Regions from separate parts of the Mus musculus genome. Here region 2 is linked to region 1. A link is a loop called in an ENCODE intact Hi-C map of the cell type or tissue named here. Cell type or tissue: left cerebral cortex. All regions are shown on one strand. Region 1 holds the start of B3gnt4 (UDP-GlcNAc:betaGal beta-1,3-N-acetylglucosaminyltransferase 4). Region 2 overlaps Psmd9 (proteasome (prosome, macropain) 26S subunit, non-ATPase, 9).

Region 1 (2,500 bases):
CCTTCAGCGACCCTGTCTCAAAAACAGATCACCACCAATGAAAAGAAAAGAAAAGAAAAGAAAAGAAAAGAGCACTGGGGCTCAAACCTAGGGTTACAAAAAGTCCTCCAGAAATTGAGCTACAGCCTCAGTGTCTTTTTTCCCTTTTTCTTAACTTTTACATGATTTTGTGTGTTTATGTGTACACGTGGGCTGTGGCTTGCATGTGGAAGTCAGAGGGACAAGGGGGTCCTGGGGATTGAACTCAGCTCAAGTTGGCGGCAAAAAAAAAGCAGCCGATTTCTTTAATTTTCTTCTCTCTTTCCCTCTCTCTCTCTTTCCATCCCAAACGCATTACCCCCCCCCCCCCCGCACATCAAATCTCTGCAGGATTAGGGGGAACCTTGTGGGGGGACTGGTACCACAGTCAGGCTACAGCTTTAGGGGAGAGCCTCTGCTACATTTGTTGGGGGGACCTACATGGTGACTGAGATGCACTGTATGCTCGTTGGTTGGTGGCTCAGACTCAGAGCTCCCAGGGGTCCAGGTTAGGTGAGGCTGTTGGCCTTCCTGTGGGGTTCCTATCCCCAGCGGAAGCCTCAATCCTTCTGCGGAAGCTTCAATCCTTCTTCCAACTCTTCCCCAGGAGTCGTCGACCTCCGTCCAATATCTGGCTGTGGGTATCTGCATCTGCTCAGTCAGCTGCTGTGTAGAGCTCCTCAGGGGATGGTGTCAGGGATTGGTGCTTGCCCATGGGATGAGTCTCAAGTTGGCTGGTTGTTGGCCATTCCTTCAGTCTCTGCTCCATCTTTGTCCCTCCATTTCTTTTAGAAAGGACAGATTTGGGGTCAAAAGTTTTGTGGGTGGGCTGGTGTCCTTATGCTTCCACTGGGGGTCCTGCCTGGCTACAGGAGGTGGCCTCCTCAGGTTCCATCTGTTAGTCATCTTGAAAGCAGCTAATTTCTTTCGCAACTCACACAGTTGGGGCTTATTGAATCAATGTATTCTTGATTGCAATTAACATACTAGGGCTGGATCTCTTTCGGAATTCCTCTAGGTTGGAGAACAGGGCTTGAATTCCCGGATGAAGGAGGAGTACGTCCCGAGTCGGGGAGACCTGCAGGCCGTTTGTCCCTTAGTACTCATCTGCTCGCATTTATATCTTCTCAGATAGGTCGAAAACGGTGCCTCCAACCATGGAAAGCGGGTACCAGCCAGAGCCACTGTCGGTGGAGGTCCAGATCCAGCTGCACCAGTACCGCTCGGTGGAGGAAGCATTCCTTAGCTTGATTGACTAGCAGGGAGAATAAAGGCTGCTCTGCAGCCGGAGCTTGAGAGTTTGTGTGGCCACTAGGGGAAGGGGCACGGCGCTGGCAGCCCAACGGGCGTGGGAAAGAGAGCGTTGCAGTTGCCAACGAGCCACAAGTGCGTCCTGGATAGACTGCAAGGTGGGGCGGAGTCCATGGCTCCGCCCCCAACGCGAAGCCCCGCCCCTCCTCCCTGAAGAGCCTCGCGGTTGCTCCATTTTGGAGCTCCGCCCTCTCTTTGGGACCCTGCCCCTGAAGACCCGCCCAGCGGGGGGTTCCTCGCGCTCCCGGCGAGATACTGCCCGGCTTTTGTGTCGGTGCGCGGTCCCCAGGGGTACTTAGGTAGGTCTTTGAGGGCGGGGATGGGGTGGTGAGGTCGCGCGGCCTGTGGCGCCTGGATCCCGTTGCCGGGAAGGAACCGCGTTCTGCCGGTGCCTCTGCTGGAGGGCTTTCTGTTGCCCGCCCCTCTGTCGCACGTCTGGGCTCGGCGGTTGCCCGGACACACCGCGCTGTGGGCTCCGACCACCGCAGCCCTCTAGATTCGGGTTGAAAGGATGGAGCTACCTGGGCCCTTTCCCCAGAGCCCGAGGCTGCCGACACCCCGAGGGCGAGGGCGCGGAGAGAGGACCCGGTCCCGCGGGACAGTGATTGGGGTAGGGAAGTGGGCTTTTCCGGGACTTTGGGTGGGTGTGGGGTGCGGGACACCGGGTTACGGGACAAACCAGAGCCCCCCTCATCGAGTGGCCGGATGGCAGCGGACTTACCAAACCTGCAAACCCCGAGTAGTTACAACTCTGTGGTCACACCATCCCCGCGAGGCTGCTGTGACCCTAACTAAGCCTTGCAGCTTAAGAGCTTTCTTGTAGCTTCAGTCCCCTTCGCCCCTCCAGGTCTTTCAGCCAAACAAGAATCACATTAAAACCATGGGCGCCCATTTAATCCTCAACTGTACCCTCAGGTGTTGCTCCTGAGCCTTGCAGGGAGGGCATTCCAGGTTCCTCTTGATGAACAGCATTCTAGGCGCCATATGCGCTCCTCGTCTTGAGATTTATCTGCGTGGCTCCTACTTCAGCTCAGAGCGTGGATGTTCTCTCTGCCTGTCACTTTTTGTCCCCTTGCTTCATGCACTTGCATAGCTATCCCAGGGTCTTGTGGCCTTTCCTCAATCACTTCATCCTTAGCAACATCTGGTCTATCATGCCTACTAGGATGTC
Region 2 (2,500 bases), 260 kb before region 1:
CAAACGCGTATATTCTCAAAGCGCAAGCAATCTTGATGGGAAAAAAATTTACTGTCTTGACCCTAAGGGTGTGTGGTTCAGTGGCAGGTCCCTTTTCAGGTGCCCAGTCATGGGTTTGGTCAACAAAAGTGTTGTTGTTGTTGTTGTTGTTGTTGTTGTTTTGCAACAACAATTTCTGTCTGCCCTGGCTGTCCTAGAGCACACTATGTAGACAGACTGGCCTCACAGAGATCCAATTACCTCTGCCTACTGAGTGCTGGGATTAAAGGGGTGCACCACCATGCCCAGCACACTGTTTTTTGGGTTTTGGTTTTTATTTATTTATTGTTTGTTTGTTTGTTTGTTTGTTTGTTATAGCCCTGGCTGTCCTGGAACTCACTTTGTTGACCAGGCTGCCCTTGAACTCAGAAATCTGCCTGCCTCTGTCTCCCGAGTGCCGGGATTAAAGGCGTGTGCCACCACACCCAGCTTTTGGTTTTTTTAAATACATGTGTGTGCACACTCGCATGCACCTTTATAATAAAAACAATGCATATTTAGTTTAGCCACAGGAATGGAGTAAATTCTCCATTACATATTACAACATGAGTATTGAAAACATAATATAAAGTGAAAGAGACCAAACAGGAGGCCATACAATTCCTCAACGAAGTTGTCCTAAAAAGCAGATCTAGAAAGCTAGAAAGGAGATTGGCTGGTGGTTGCTGGGCGGGAGGGTGAGGGTGAGGACCATGTGCTGATGGTCTTTTGGATGATGCAGACAGACCCTCTGCAGTTAGGAGGTGGTGATGGGTCTGAGAGCAGGAGACCCACTGAGCCCTGCTTTACTGTATATAAATTGTGTCTCAGTAAGAAGCCTACTGCATATTTATGTCACATACAAATTCACATTGCAAAAATGTTTAAAGTGAAAATCAAAGCACTGTGTCTGTCTCTCTCTGTAACTCCCTCCCCTGCCCTCCCCTGCCCTCCCCTGCCCTCCCCTGCCCTCCCCTGCCCTCCCCTCCCCTCCCCTGCCCTCCCCTCCCCTGCCCTCCCCTCCCCATGTGTGCTTACTTCTGGACTGAGGGCTGGGGTCCAGCATTGAACAAAAATCAAAGAGAGGGACCTTGCTTTGAGAGCAGACATGAGTTCAGTAGTTCCGGACGACCAATTTTATATCCTGACCAGAGTTGACAGGAGAAGCCTTCGCAGGAGAGCTGGAGGAGAGCAGTGGGGTCCTGGTGTAGTTTGGGGTAGAAGGAGTGTTCCTAAGTACTGACCCTCGGAGTAAGGACTGACCCTTGGTGTGTATAGAAACTGATCTGTGGAGTGGCCACTAGAGAGCGCCCTTCAGCTGGTTCTCAGGCCTTGGAGGCAGGAGGATCAAAGCAGCCAGATTGTTGATTGGTGCTCAGAACCATGAATCAGGGAGGTGACCAGGGCCAGGCCATGCAGGGCCAGCCTCGGAGTCCCTTACAAAGAAAATGATGACTTTTTTTTCCTGGGGAGCAGCAGGGAGCTGCTGTACCACCCAAAGCTGGGGAGAGTTTGTCTCAGAGATTGCATGGTGCTAGTGAGAGAACAGGTTTGGGGGTGTGTCCAGCATGTGGGTCTGTGTCCTCATAGGGTCTCAAGTAGGAATCAAGTGTCAGATGCCGGAACTTAAGGAGACAGTTCTCATTCAAGTCGACATAGTTCCTACCATGCTTTTACCCTCCCACCATTTTTAATTTCTTCATGGTTCATTAATGCTGGGGCCCAAAGTGGTCAATTTCATGGTCAGAAAATGGTATCTCCACATACTGAGTCCTCTTGAGTGGAAGGAAGCAGAGGCTGGAATGACCTTCTTTGCCTTTCAGAAGCCCCTGAATGTGACGGTGATCCGCAGAGGAGAGAAGCACCAGCTCAGACTGATTCCAACCCGCTGGGCAGGAAAAGGACTGCTGGGGTAATGCTGGGCTCTGCTTCCCATGCTCTCACACCCTGGCACCCACAGAGAGTGCGCTCAGATAGAGCTGGGGATGCTGGTACCCATAGAGAGTGTGCTCAGATAGAGCTGGGGATGCTGGTACCCATAGAGAGTGTGCTCAGATAGAGCTGAGGATGCTGGTACCCATAGAGAGTGTGCTCAGATAGAGCTGGGGATGCTGGCACCCATAGAGAGTGTGCTCAGATAGAGCTGAGGATGCTGGCACCCATAGAGAGTGTGCTCAGATAGAGCTGGGGATGCTGGTACCCATAGAGAGTGTGCTCAGATAGAGCTGGGGATGCTGGCACCCATAGAGAGTGTGCTCAGATAGAGCTGGGGATGCTGGCACCCATAGAGAGTGTGCTCAGATAGAGCTGAGGATGCTGGTACCCATAGAGAGTGTGCTCAGATAGAGCTGGGGATGCTGGTACCCATAGAGAGTGTGCTCAGATAGAGCTGGGGATGCTGGCACCCATAGAGAGTGTGCTCAGATAGAGCTGGGAATGCTGGTACCCATAGAGAGTGTGCTCAGATAGAGCTGAGGATGCT

What was found. Hi-C counts contacts between places; a loop is a spot of excess contacts. Peaks named below come from ENCODE experiments on the same cell type or tissue, not always from the same donor. Only the 100,000 strongest peaks of a DNase experiment are listed, where the experiment ranks them.
Region 2: it touches region 1 in a loop (6-fold over the local background); 6 of 42 quality-filtered maps call a loop at or near these places.

Annotation. Positions count from the first base shown.
Region 1 is chr5:123,506,892-123,509,391 of GRCm38, forward strand. Lrrc43 (leucine rich repeat containing 43) reads left to right here. Exons shown (of 12, transcript NM_001033461.3): 12 at 1,150-1,314. The coding sequence ends at 1,277. It overlaps B3gnt4 (UDP-GlcNAc:betaGal beta-1,3-N-acetylglucosaminyltransferase 4), which reads left to right and starts at 1,591. Exons shown (of 2, transcript NM_001382854.1): 1 at 1,591-1,628. In left cerebral cortex, a CTCF peak has its summit at 1,318; DNase peaks (open chromatin) are centred at 1,442 and 2,235; H3K4me3 peaks cover 1,316 bases.
Region 2 is chr5:123,244,353-123,246,852 of GRCm38, forward strand. It overlaps Psmd9 (proteasome (prosome, macropain) 26S subunit, non-ATPase, 9), which reads left to right. Exons shown (of 6, transcript NM_026000.2): 5 at 1,842-1,930. Among named protein-coding and RNA genes, the nearest start is that of Wdr66, 8.2 kb to the right of the region's middle. In left cerebral cortex, a CTCF peak has its summit at 1,322 (motif pointing right); a DNase peak (open chromatin) is centred at 1,335.